Regions from separate parts of the Mus musculus genome. Here region 2 is linked to region 1. Evidence: chromatin contacts called from ENCODE Hi-C or POLR2A ChIA-PET data. All regions are on one chromosome and are shown on one strand. The core of a region is the stretch at or near the end of the contact, and the rest is flanking DNA. Distances in the headings are between cores, read along the strand shown.

Evidence for each region. A loop is a pair of places that touch in the nucleus more often than their neighbours do. ChIA-PET counts read pairs that join two places held with the same protein, here RNA polymerase II (POLR2A).
Region 2: a map of T-helper 17 cell shows a loop between it and region 1 (2.1-fold over the local background). The contact joins two enhancer-like sites. A Hi-C loop is called at or near these places in 2 of 37 maps with a recorded cell type or tissue (T-helper 1 cell and T-helper 17 cell). POLR2A ChIA-PET finds 5 or more read pairs at or near these places in 1 of 5 experiments (Patski).

The regions. Positions count from the first base shown.
Region 1 is chr15:37,606,561-37,613,735 of GRCm38, forward strand. It overlaps a transcript of Ncald not described here. Among named protein-coding and RNA genes, the nearest start is that of Gm24833, 6.6 kb to the left of the region's middle. Within about 2 kb of position 3,891, at least 1 of the 3 ENCODE cell types and tissues checked has a DNase peak (open chromatin) inside an H3K27ac peak, as active enhancers do.
Region 2 is chr15:37,640,715-37,647,889 of GRCm38, forward strand. It overlaps Gm41304 (a long non-coding RNA gene), which reads left to right and starts at 557. Exons shown (of 3, transcript XR_003951635.1): 1 at 557-2,417; 2 at 3,294-3,445. It also overlaps a transcript of Ncald not described here. Within about 2 kb of position 4,028, at least 1 of the 3 ENCODE cell types and tissues checked has a DNase peak (open chromatin) inside an H3K27ac peak, as active enhancers do.

The sequences.
Region 1 (7,175 bases), core at 2,641-5,140:
AGGACAGCATCTACTTAGCAAACAGAACTCCTTTGTCTCTTTAGTTTCCCCAACAATCCAAAAAGCAAAAGGACTTGTTTCTCAACTGAGATTAACTTACTGATGTCATCTGGAACCTAACCGCCAAATGGGAATTTGAACCCCAGTTTTCTGGTTGCAGGTTGGTCCCATTCTGCTTTTTTCTTGGAAATTTTTGTGGCCCATCTTACCAGCACTACAAAATGTTTTGAGATGATTTTTGCCTATAGTAACTCCGGCCATGTTTGCTGTGAACCTCCAGTGCCATCAGTGGGGCTGTGGGTTAAAAGACATCAGGGTATAATGTTTTGTACCACTATGTTCTTATACCTCTACCTCCCATCTGAATGAAATGATTTGCCAGTGGTCAGACCCTGTAAATACCATTGTGTATAAAGTATTAACACCATTACTAATAAACTGGGAGAAAAAAGGCACTGAAGGTTAGATTCTTTTCATTTTAATTGATGTCTTAGGGTCTTACTGCTATGAACAGACACCATGACCAAGGCAACTTTTATAAGGAAAACATTTAATTGGGAGTAGCTTACTGGTTTCAAGTTTCAGTCAATTATCATCATGGTGGGAGCATGGCAGCATCTAGGCAGACATGGTGCAGGAGGAGCTGAGAATTTTACTTCTTCTTCCAAAGGCAAACAGCAGAAGACTGACTCCTCAGGTAGCTAGGAGAAGGGTCTCAAAGCCACACCCACACTTCCTCCAACAAGGCCACACCTCCTAGTAGTGCCACTCCCTGCCAAGCATATTTAAACTACCACACTTGGATTTAAGAATATCTAGCGTGTGTGTGTGTGTGTTTGTGTGTCTGTCTGTCTGTCTGTCTGTCTTTCTGTCTATCTGTCTGTACATAGTCTAAGTTTTAAGACCCAGGTTCAGATATAATATAATATAATATAATATAATATAATATAATATAATATCGTCAGAACGCCAAGGAGATAGATGCTGTCTTCAAGTCTGGGTTTATGTACACACGACTGATTCAAAGAGGTTGCTCTGCAGTGATGCTGTGCTCCTACAATCCAGACTGAGAAATGAGTCACCATGACATCAGGGTTGTTCTGCAGTGATGCTGTACTCCTACAATCCAGACTGAGAAATGAGTCACCATGACATCAGGGTTGTTCTGCAGTGATGCTGTGCTCCTACAATCCAGACTGAGAAATGAGTCACCATGATATCAGACACTTCATCAAAGTTCCTCTACTTGGTTGTCTCTAGGCAACATGGGGCTCAGTGCAGCCACAATTAAAGTTAGAGTAGCTGGTGTGGGAATGGCTGCTGATCATTGCAGTGTCAAGAAAGAGCCAGGTGGGCCCAATGATGCATTCAAAGTGGGCATTTAGCTTACTTTCCTCCCAAAGCCTACAAATGACAGTAAAAGGATTTTATTACAGGCAAGCACCTACAGGGACAAAGAAGAGATAACAACAGCGATGAATTTTGGATGCTGGAAAGCAGATGGGCAAGTGGTAACTGATTCAACCAACCTGAAAATGTCGGAGGAGGGAGGGCGAGAGCGAAGAACCACCAGACTTGCATTGTGTAACCAGAACATGGCTCGGGGGCTTGCAGGACTAGGTATCCTGAAATCAGGGTTGAGAGTGAAACTAAAGGCAAAGGGGATGAGAGTCTCATCCCGAGAGTCTGCTGGACCAGATGCTCTTTCCCCAGGCAGCTAGACAACCAACCAATAGCCCCGTCCCCCCAAACCTGGCTCAGCCTAGGATTCTGGCTCTGCAATGGGATTCTGTAGTGGCTCAACTAGTAGCCTAATATGTGTCTCCGTGGCTTGACTCTTCCACAGAAATACTGTTTTTTTTTTGTTTTTTTTTGTTTTTTTTTGTTTTTTTTTTTTTTGTCAGGGAGACTTGCTTTGGTTCCTGGGACATGGGCAGAAGTGACAGTGAGCAGTGTCTTAGCTTTCAGCATAAAAGATATTGTACTTCCATCCACTTCCTGTGTTGAATTTCTGATATAGCTGTGAGAAGAATATGTCCTGGCCACCTGCTAGCCCAAGAAGAATGAATGTCTGCGAGGCAGACCAGATCTGAGCCCATGGCCAGGAGCCAAGCACAGCTAATGTGCAGGCTCATAAGCCAGATGCAAGCACCTGTAGCTGTCATCTGCCCCTGAAATTCTGTGGGATTTGTTCCACAGCATGGTTGGCAGGATTGAAAATATGGACCTAGAAATAGAATGTGGCTGTAATGAAAACAATAATATATGCTATTGACATTGGGAACAGGTGGCAATAGATCATAAATATAGTGTTCTGCAGTATACATTTCTATGCTAAAATATAAGGAATAAAATAGAATACAAGATTATAACCCATGTTGACACCTACTCCCCCCCCCCAACGGAATCATTGTTATTGATAGAAACCTGAGAGAATTTTAATCTTCTGCATGTACCTAAAGCTTTGAGAAAGAAGGCCTGGAGAAAAAATATTTACAGAGCATGCTAGATAATTTTACATCAACCAGACACAAGCTACAGTCATCAGAGAGGATGAAACCTCAATTAAGAAAATGCCTCCATAAGATCAGCCTGTAGACAAGCCTGTGGGATATTTTCTTAATTAGTGATTGATGTGGGAGGATCCAGCTCATCGTGAGTGATGCCATTCCTGGGCTGGTGGTCCTGGGCTCTATAAGAAAGCAGGCTGAACAAGCCATGATGAGCAAACCAGTAAGCAGCATCCCTCCATGGCCTCTGCATCAGCTCCTGCTTGGCTTGAGTTCCTATCCTGACTTCCTTCAGTGATAAACAGTGACATGAAAGTATAAACTGAATAAACCCTTTCCTCCCCAAGTTGTCTTAGTCATGATGGGTCATCCCAGCCATAGAAAGCCTAACTAAGACACAGGGTGACTCGAGTGGGCTCAGCAGTCTCAGGCCAAGGCAGTAAGGAGCTTACAAGTACAGAAGAACGGGGAGAGGCCCTGCTCCATAGGCGTGTGGAAAAGCCATACCACCCTGGCCTCTGTGTAAGCCTGAGCCATGGCTCTTTCTTCCTATGTCCATCAGTGGCAGCTTTGACTTTTCCCGGCTTGGTTTGTGGCATCTGTGTTTGAAAGGCTCTTGAGGCTGCCTCCGGAGCCTCCTGGAACTAGTGCCTCAGATAATTTCTCAGGGCCCAGCACTCACCTGCTGTTTAATTAATCAATTAATTAATGGTCCTAAACAAGTCATTTCAGCCCACAGACTTGCATTCCCTTGACAAATGTCTCTACAATGGCTATTTGTCCTAACTCTCAAACTACGGAAGCATGAGAACTCCTTAAGTTCAGAGTGTGGAGCCCCAGGTCAGGCCACAGGAACTGCTGGCAAAGTGTAGACTGTACAGGAGTGAGGAGAGGGGTTACCTGGTGTGGGTAGTGTGTTTAAAGACTTATTTCTAGCCATGAAGAGAACTTTAGTTGGTCATCCCATCTAAAAAAGAAGACATTTCTCTTTAGACCATCCCCAGGAAGTAAGAACAGGGCTCATGGTACATCATGAGCCAGTTATACCTAACATGTGAGAGCCCCCTTCCCCAAAACTAGATGAAGAATGGAGAAATGCCTCTCTAGCTGAATGTATGTATGCATGTATGTATGTATGTATGTATGTATGTATGTATGTATAGGGCAGTTGACTTCTCACTGGCTCACCCATAATGCACCCTGCTGCCAGGGTGTCAGATCCAAGTTTATCCCTGGAAGATGCTGGCCAGGAGTGCAAGTGGAAGCTCGGAGGAAGCCCCATATGGCTGCTCATTCTGAGGCAAGCGAGAACATTCCTGTCCATATGAAGAATGTAAATGTCAGAGATGCAGAGCTGCCAGTCCATCAGATGAAGTCGCTAACAATTCACATCTTCCTAGGCTTCTGCCTCAGCCTAGACCAGCTGGAACTCCAGCAGGCTTATAAAACACCTCTCCGCCAGCCATGGACCATGCTTTCTGATTCCAACACACCCTCTCCATATGCACTGGCTTGCTGAACCACATTCCCTTCTCTTCCCTAGTTTCCCTGGCTACAAACACCAGGCAAAGCCAAGGGGGCAATGGCAATTAGATACAGCACAACCCTCAATGAATAAAAACATGTCTAACTCGGAACCTGCCTGCTTCCCATTGCTCATCATCTCTGAGCACAGCTGCAGAGCACACGAGTGACCTGGGGCTCATGCAAGGCAGGTCTCATCAGCCTCCAGCACAAGACTACATAGGCAAACCCCATATCTAACACAGCATGGGTGGAGAGAGGGCAAAGGGAATAGATGGGAGAGATTTGATATGAATAGTGTGACCAGACAGATGTAGGGGTGGATAGCACTGAAAAGTACGTTGAGTTGATTCTCTCCAGGGTGGTAACATAGCAAAGAACTTGATCAGATTAGAATAGAGCCCTCTATGTGGCTTGTTGATTGCCTGTGTGGGCAACTACACCTGCAGAGCTGGCTAGAGGCCGACAGCCACAGGATGCTTCCTTTCCTAACCCACACCTTCTCCTTCCCACAGTTCCCTTCTGTCTCCTGCATGTTTGGAGGAATGTGGGTGGGTGTGTATCCTGGGTACCTGGGAAGGAGCCCAACTTTCTCTTAGTAAGACTTCTGCCACTGGATTGGATGCAATGTCCTCACTATGTATAATGTTGCTGTAGGGACAACCACACGTTCACATTTGAAAGAGGCACACTTTGCTTCCAAACTGAGTAGTTGGGACAGAAGGTCATCCTGTATTGCCTAACTCCTCTGTCCCAGATGAACAACAGTCATTTCTGGTATGAGTCTTCATGTGGCCACCTCTGTGGCCAACTCTTCCCAATTTAATGCTCACTGTGGAAAGCAAGAGATTGCCACAGTCTCAATGAAGTCTTTGGGATGTAAGTCAAGTGATAGATGATGGTTATTGGGACTATTTGTTATGAAAGGTCCTTCCCAATCATGTTTAGACACCTGGTCTCTGCCTGGCATTGAGATAGTCATTAACTGTCCCCAGGAAGTAAGAGCAGGGCCCATGGTGTATCATAAACCAGTTAGAAAATACATGTGACAACCTGCCACAGACTGGATGAATAACAAAGAAATAGCTCTCTAGCTGGGCCAAGGGAGTATTTATAGGACAGTTGACCTCTCACTGGCTTACCCATAATGCATTAACAAATGACAAGTCCAATAAGGATACCCCAGTACCCATCCCATTCCCACCATGAGACTCTTGAGAGACCACTGGGCAGCACACTGGCATGTCTTCCCTCCCACTCTCCAGAGTCCTCTCTTACTTTTCCTTAACTAATCCAGCTTCACTCTGCCTTATCTTCCCTTATTCTTCTTGAGCATGAGATAACAAACTTAGAATGTGTCTTGGGTGACCAGCTTTTATTGGGTGACCATTGGTTCAGCACCCTAACTTCACAAGTTAAGTTCATCAAGAGCTGAGCCCATTTGCAAAAACTCCCATCAAGGAACTAGGGCCTAGTTGAAGGAAGGTCACTGGAAACTTACCTTAGAAGGTTGTATTGTGTTGCCAGTTCTCTTGTCTATCTCTCTTCTCTTCCCCCAGTCCATACCCCTTCCTTGTTGGTCATTAAGTGATTTCCTCTACCACATGTTTCTGACTCCATGATATCTTGTCCAGGTACCCAGAACCGAACTACCATGAACTGACCTCTCTCTAATGTCCCTGCTCTCCTAGTTGTTCATCAGGTATCAGGTCACAGCACAGAATAATTAAAGGATTCTGACCTTATGCTAGCCATCTTTGTAAGCATTGCTGACCTCCATCTGGAGAAATGTAGAGCCAGCCACTCGGTGACTTGTAAAACAACATGGCTATAAAACAATCACTATAGCCTTCTCAAGGCTGAGAAAAGGAGGCGTCAGGATGGCTCAGCAGATGAGGATGCCTGCTGCCAAGCTTGATGACCTGAGTTTGGTCCCTGGGACCTACATATTGGGGGAGAGAACTAATGGTTTTGAATTGTTCTCTGGCTGTCACATATACACTACAGCATGCGTGCTTACACACACACACACACAGATGTAATTTTTAAAAAGTTATAAAGAACTGAGAAAAATAGCTCAGTGGTAGAACACTGTCCAGCATGTATGAGGATCTGGCTCAGTGTCCAGCACTGGGAAAACAGTAAAGCAAGCTAAGAAGAGCTTGGTAAAGGACCAGGAATTTCAATATGAAGTACTGGGCTGAGGCTTCTGTCGTAGAAACATTTGTAAAAACCCAGGCTCAGCCCTGAGCTTTACTTATGAGAAGTGCTTGGTAAAAACACTCTGTTCTCAATGAACAGAAAGGGAAATAAGATGTGGTGTTGCTCAGCAGCCAAACAGACTTCATAGACACAGCCACCTTTGTACCCCAGCCCTGGGAATGGCTTGCCTTTCGTGAATACACCAGGGGTTTGGCATGATCACATCTGGATGGTCATTTATTGTGTATTTAGCTTATGTCTGCTTTTCTGGTCAAAACCTTCAATAGCTTCCTACTTCACATGACTCTTAACACTGGCTCCTTAATGCTGCCTGGAATCTGTCTCCATCTGTACTTAGTGGCCATTTTCCTAGTCCTCTCTTCCTGTCCTTCATGCTCAGAGTCACATTAAGGGGCCGGTCAAGCAGTCATTTGGTCTGGCACATTAAAAAGGGATATAGACAAATGTAGGTAAACCCTCCATAGTCATTTGATAGCCTTCGGCATTCAAGAAGATGGAAGTGAGCAGAGCCTGCAAGGCCACAAGCTTAGACTAATAAAATATACAAAGCACAGGAGGAGCCATTCTGAGGAATGGAGAACACGGGGTGTCGGGAGGGGAAAAAAAGGAAGTGAGAACCCTGTGCCTACAAGGTGGGGATGGCGTGAGAGGAGAAGCATCCTTACAAGTGAAGAGTTCCTCTTTGAAAAGAGTAGTATCAAAGGCAGCGAGCCACAGAGTCAATGGCTGGGAGCACTGCTCAACAGACTCAAGGGCAGGGAGCACTGCATCACAGACTCAGTGGCCCACAATAGAGCAGGTCGCTGAGCTCTTTAATTGTGTAACCTACCCATGTCGCTCCGATTCTGCATCCTATGAGTACCGTGGACAGAGTAGATATCCTCAGGCATGGCACAGTTCTACAGGCTTACATATAGA
Region 2 (7,175 bases), core at 2,778-5,277, 34 kb after region 1:
CTCTGCCCCTTTGCCTTTCTGAGGGTGCTCCCCTACCCACCCAACCTACTCCTGCCTCACTGCTTGTGATGGTTTGTATATTCTTGGACCAGGGAGTGGCACCATTTGGAGGTGTGACCTTGTTGCAATAGGTGTGAACTGGTTGGAGTAGGTGGGTGTGGGCTTAATACTCTCACCCTAGGTTCCTGGAAGTCAGTTTTCCACTAGCAGCCTTTGGATGAAGACATAGAACTCTCAGCTCTGCCTGCATCATGCCTGCCTGCATGCTGCTTTCTGAACCTGTAAGCCAGCCCTAATTAAATGTTTTGTTTTGTTTTTTTATAAGACCTGCCTTGGTCATGGTATCTCTTCACAGCAGTAAAACCCTGACTAATACACTGCTCTAGCATCAAACCTCCACAGGACTACTGGCTTCCCCACCCATTTATGTCACACAAGGCCATTCTCTGCTACATGTGTATCTGGAGCCATGGATCTTTCCCTGTACACTTCTTGGTTGACAGTCTAGTCCCTGGGAGCACTGAGTCATCCGGCCAGCCAACATTGTTCTTCCTATAGGGTTGCAATCTTCCTCCACTCCTCCAGTCCTTCCACCAGCTCCTCCACTGGAGGTCCCAGATGTCCCTCAACAGAGGAATGGATACAGAAAATTTATACAATTGAGTACAACTCAGCTATTAGAAACAAGGACTTCATGAAATTCTCAGGCAAATGGATGGCACAAGAAAATATCATCTTGAGTGAGGTAACGGAGACACAAAAAAACCAAACATGGTTTGCACTCACTGATAAGTGGATATTAACCCAAAAGTTCACAATGCCCATGATACAACCCACAAAACATAAGGAGCATAGAAGAAAGGAAGACCAGAGTGTGAATGCTTCAGTCCTGCATTGGGGTGGGGGTGGGGTTTCAGGACCTTCTCCGGAGGTGGAGGGAGAGGTGGATCTGAAAGAGAGAGAGAAGGGGGAGGGAAAAGGGGGACAGCAGCAGGTACTGGAGGGGGCAGGAGAGAGGTACAGAGAGTTAGGAAATCGAATAAAAATATGTAGCAGTGTGTAATGAGGAACAGGGAGCAGCCACTGAAGGGTCCCAGGTGCCAGGGAAGTGAGAGGCTCCCAGGACCCAGTGGAGATGACTCTAGTGGAAATGCACAGTGAAGGGGAGATAGAACTTGTAGAGTTGACCTCCAGTAGATAAGCACAGCAGTAGAGAGATGTGGCCACCCAACCACCTCAAAGTTTTTAACCCAGAAATATTCCTTTCCAAAGGAAAGCCAGGGACAAAAAATTGGAGCAGAGACTGAAGGAAGGGACATCACTAAATGCTTTTAAATCTTTTCTGAGGAGGTGGCTGAGTTAGCGAGGCCTCTGTATTTAAACTGCTGGGTAGCAGTAACTTGAATTTGGATATGACATTTCTCATCAAAGTAGTATGGAGGCCGAATCTTGAGAGCTGTTACCAAAATGTCTTTATTTTCTATGGGACCATCACACTGTTCAGGCTTTCTGAAAGCTGGGGTGGATTTCCATGGATACCGTGTCCACTGGATCTTCTATGTTGGTCTTACACCTTGTACCTCACATCCGCTCTCACATCCTCTCCTACCCTATCCAATCCCCCACACTCTGCCCTTAGAGGAGGGCCTAAGGCTTCCTAGCATAAATCCCGGCTGGATTGCACCAATAGAGGGCAAGGGCAGGAGACTGACTGGTATGTGAAGAGTGAGGTTCGTGTTTATATCCCGCCTCTTCCTCCCTGACTCAGGCTTTGGGTTAGCTCTGCTGTCACTACTAAAACTTCTCCTATCAGGCATCCTTTTCTCCACAGCGACAATTCACTGGTTCTAGAAACTCCTCAAGCCTGGACCTTAGAGGAAGCAAAGAGTCCCAGCTCCAGGTAAGGCCTGACTGGAGTCCTTCAGCCTGAACAACCCTGAACAGCCTCCGAAGAGCCCCACCCTCACTTTCACGAATCATCTCTCAGTTAAATTCTCCTCACACGGCCACGCTGAGGGAACCTGCCACCTCCCACTGGACCCTGACTGGCACAGACCTGCACATGGGGACTCTCTTCCACCATGGCCCACTCTGCCTGCACTGATTTCAGTCTTGGAGAGCTGCCCACTCTCCATCTCATACTGAAATGAAAAGATAATTTATCTAAAACCAGTTCATATTTTAGAAAACTCCGAAGTTCAAGCCCATGGTAGTTGTATCATTTGATGTGTGAGTCGACTTAAGTGCAAATCAACGCCTACTATGCAGTATTCACAATAGATCCGTTATGAAGTCGACCTCAGTGTCCAACGGCAGAGGCTGGAGAGGAAAGGATATGCACTGGACAAAAGAAAAGCAAAGTCGGCTATGTTCTCTGCAGGAAAACAGATGGGACTAAAGATCACTGAACACAGCAAGTAAGTCTCAGGAGACAGAGGCAGTGTGTTTTCTCTTTTGTAGCTCCTAAATTATATGTAATCAACAAAGTCTGTCTGTGTGTGTGTGTGTGTTTACGGGCATGTGTGTGTGTGTGTGTGTGTGTGTGTGTGTGTGTGTGTGTGTGTGTAAACTGTCAAGAGAGAAGAGAAAAGCGAGTGGCACACAGTGGAAACAGGGTAGAGGGACATGCTCCACATACAATCTATACCTGTATTAATTTTTCAAATAATAACAATAAATAAAAAGGACCGAGAAGATGTCTGAGTTGGTAAAATGCCTGTCACACAAATGTAAGGTCTTGGGTTTGGATTGGCAGAATCCACATAAGGAGCCTGAAGTGGATGTGTGTGCCTCTAACCCCAGCTCTGGAGACTGGGAGTGTGGGGAGACAAGCAGATTCCTGAAATCTATTGACCAGCCTACCTTAGCTGAATCAATGAGCTGCAGGTTCAGTGAGAAACTGCATAAAAAAAAAATGAAAAGAAGATGGTGCGTGATCAAAGAATTTATGAACTCTACATCTACACACATACACATGCCTATACTAAGTACATATAGCACAGACACCCCAAAAATACATAAGGAAATATATTTTAAAGTCAAATACACATAAAATAAATCTTACATGTAGATTTTTAGACAAGATTTTCAGTTTGTTTGACTTATTGTAGGCATCGTAAGGATTGATTTCTTTCATTGACAGGATGCTTACTGTTCAATAAATACTGGCTACTGTTTAACAATGTAAACTGAGCTCTCTTTAAGATCTACAGAATGCAGGCCAACGATCAACCTTCTCTCCTGCCCTGGGCACACTGCAGGCTTGGATTTATAAAATTCTTCTTAAATTACAGCTGTGTCCCGTGCTATGCCAAGAAACACTGACAAGTGACCTGGTGACCAAATAGAAGGAGGAGGAAAGGACCAATAGAAGGAGGAGGAAGTAAGAGGCGGAGTCTCGATGGGGAGGTTGTCGGAGGTTGCTGGGCAACTAACAGTTTATAAGGTAGTTTCTCATTTCACTATGGACCTTTCTGAATCTTTTCAACGTGGAAATTTACGCTTAAACAGAAGCAGATGTATGTGTTTTGGGCCCCTTGTTTCAAGTGCTGGATTGAGCCCCACCCTTGCAGGTGCCATTCAAATTCCCTACCACCAAGTCCCAAATTCTGTGAAAATGTTGAAAAGGGTATTCAGAAGAGGAAATAGAGATGTAACTGTGGACTGGGTAAGATGAAACAGCACCCAGCAGCAGCTAGCAGGAAGGCAGGAAGAACGCTGTGGCTGCGGTAGGAGAATGAGTCTCTGTTTTCTATTTTGCCCTCTACTATTTTTATATGGTATTCAATGCTAGTCTGTTTGGATCCCTCTGCTAAAATGCAGAACAGGAATCTAAGAGACTTGGGAGGCTATTTTCTGTCTTTTAGGACGTCTTTGTTGGAATTGTCTTGTTTGCCATACACGCGTTCTTAGTACTTTGACAGCTAGGAGAATTCATTTTAAAGTTAAGTCAGTTTTCAAGCAATAAACCTGTTGTGAAAGAGAGAAAAGCAACTTGAATGCTTGGTCGCACCCATTAAAGGGCGACACGCGAGCACGCACACACTCAGTCCTCCCACTGTTCTTTCCTGGACATACAGCTGTCATCAGAGTGTGGTACAATTTTCATCCTATTTTGGTGTACTGTGACTAAGCATAGTCCCAGTACTTCGAAGACTTTGAATATTTACAGATGAGGCTGTAAGGACTCTAAGTGAAGTGCAGCACCCAGAGCCGGAAGTGAGGATAGAAAATCCCGCCCTCTCTCCTTTGCCTTTTCAGATTCTTAGAGATTAGGCGCTTGTGCATCTCAACCTAGGCCTCTGCTCTGCTGGCTGCCAGCTGTTATCCCCGTCCTCATTCTGAGTTCCCGAAGTTATTGAGTCAGGTTTGGCTCTGAGCTGTAACATGAATTACATTTCATTGTTCTTCCTGTGAATCTTGTAAAGTAAATGCTATTATTTCTCCCATTTTATGGGTGAGAAAAATGAAGCCATAAGAGATTAAGTTCCTGACAGAGGTTACCACACAGGGAACAAATGCATTATACAGTGTGTCTTCCCAGGTCTGTCTCTATACTATAGTGACTACTGTCAAGATGTATGAGGTGAAGGCAGTAGAAGTTTCTAGTTATCACTTATGAACATATTCTGACAGGGACAGGCATCTTGTTTCTCTCATTTGTCATTGTGTCTCCAGCACTGAGTATGGACCAAGTTACATAGTATGTGTTCAGCAAATTAATGCTGAAGAGAGGAAGTGGGGGAGGAGAAGCAGGAAAGGAAGAAAGCAGGGGGAAGGAGTAGGGAGAAAGATTCTTAAAGAAAATAGTGTACTTAGCAAAATAAATAAAGTACATAAAAACATATAATTGTTTATTTATTTGTTTGTTTGTTTTGAGCCAGAGCCTTACTATATATCTTTGGCTGTCCTGGAACTTACTATGTAGACCAGGCTAGCTTCAAACTCACAGAAATATGCTTGCCTCTGCCTCCTGAGTGCTGGCACTAATGGCGTGCCTGGCTAGGAATGTACAATTGTACTGAAGACACTAAAGCCTTGTCCAGGATATTCTGTCTTCTGAAGAGTTACAGAAACAGTCTGTTATTCAGGAGGGACAGCCATTTGTCGAGTGCTGGAGACCTAGTCCCCAGCAAGTATAAAGAGACACACATGCTAGCTGAGTGAAACCCGGGGAAGAATAGCAGAAGGCAGCTTCTCGTTCCAGAAGATTCCAAGAGCAAGGATGGGCAGATGACTCCACTGGTTGTGAGCAACACCAGGGTCTGATAGGGATCCAGAGGGAGCATTCCCAGCAGCACCGGGGGAAGATTTTCCATTTTTGTTAAACCCTGACAAGGGCTCATGGTCACCCTACTCCAGAAAGTATAGAGGAACACACCTCGTCGTACCAAAACCGAGTTAATAATGAGTCTGTTTCACTCTGCCACTTCTGCCAAATGCCCAGTGCTAGGCCAGAGGGATGAACAAAGACAGCGTCACTATGCTCCTTCAACGTGCAACAAGTCAGCAAGTGGATGAGACATGGTAAGAAACGGGTCTGGAGAGAGGGCTCAGTGGGTAAAGTACTTGCTATGCAAGCTTGAGGACTGGAGTTCAGTTCCCACCACCCATGTAAAAGTCAGCTGTCGCTGTACATATCTGCAACCCCAGCGCCAATGGGAGGCTTGCAGAGGTGCCCCCCACCCCAGGGCTGACTGGCCAGCCAGCATAGCCCATCAGTAAACTTAAGCTTCAGCACGAGGCCCTGTCATAAAAAATAAGGTAGAGAGAGATAGAGGAATACACCCTCAATCAATCTCTGGCCTCCACACCCACATGCATGGGCAGGAGCACCCACATGTATGGGAAGGAGCACCGACACCTATGTGCATGGAAAGGAGCACCCACACCCATGTGCATGGAAAAGAGCACCCATACACAGGAAGGAGCACCCACATACAGGAAGGAGCACCTAAACCCACATGCATGGGCAATAGTACTCACACCCACATGCATGGGCAGGAGCACCCACATGTGTAGGAAGGAGCACCCACACCCAAGTGCACAGGAAGGAGCACTCACACCCATGTCGTGAGAAGGAGCACCCACACACAGGAAGGAGCACCCACACCCACGAGCATGGTCAGGAGCACCCACATGTATGGGAAGGATCACCCACACCCAAGTGCATGGGAAGGAGCACCCACACCCACATGCATGGGTAGGAACACCCACACCCATGTGCATGCATGCTCATTTCACCAGCACACATTCTTTTTAAAGAATAAAATTTCAACAAGTAATTAAAACAATGCAGAAGATAAAAATGGGGTTTCTGTAGCTTTCACCAAACCAGCAACCAAAGACAAAATCTATCAGAAAAGGATTTTGGGCTCTACAGAGAGACTGTGCTACCAGATTACAAATGGTACAAAGGAAAGCAAGAAGCCTCTCTCTGTTTTCCCCATCATACCAACAAATGCAATCCATTCTTCTTTCTGAGTCTGTGTGTGCTGTTTCTCAGGATGCTGAAAGACACTTGGCCAAATCAGACTGTAGTAGCTCACGCTGTACAAGACAGAGGAAGTAGTAAACGCATATGAGGGAAATTCCATTCCCTTGAGTTAGAGGGGACTTAGTGACCCGTGCTCACCTGGCTTCTGGAAACTGACCATTTTCCTGGCCCAACTAACCGCTGCAGAGGATTCAGCGGGTTCTAGGGTCTTGGAAAGGAGAGACTCATTTCCTGTGGCTCTTGACCTAACTCAAGGTAGGGAGTTGCACTGCTCTGGGCAAAGGTTTGACTGCTGGAAGCAGAGAGACTCAGAGCTGAGGGCAGAGCAGGGAGGCTGTGGCAACTCCACATGGGGGCCAGGACTAACGAGGCACTTGAGCAATTGACTTGTTCCATCTCCAAGCCAGAGAAAAAACATTCAAAACCACGGAACCCCTTTCCAGGTCTGCAGGACCTCGGCTGAACCTAACAAATCAGCTCACAGGGAAAATGAAGACAGGAGGTGGGGCAGGAGCTGGGGAGGGGAAACTGCTGAGCCACAGCTGTGCCTTGGCTGTAGGCACAGGTGGTACTTTACAGGGGTCCAGTGCAGAAGGCAAATATGTTGGCTCCCATTGGAGAACTACATCATGGCTGCCAGTCAAGCCTTTACTCTGTGCCACAAGCAAACTGCTGAAGG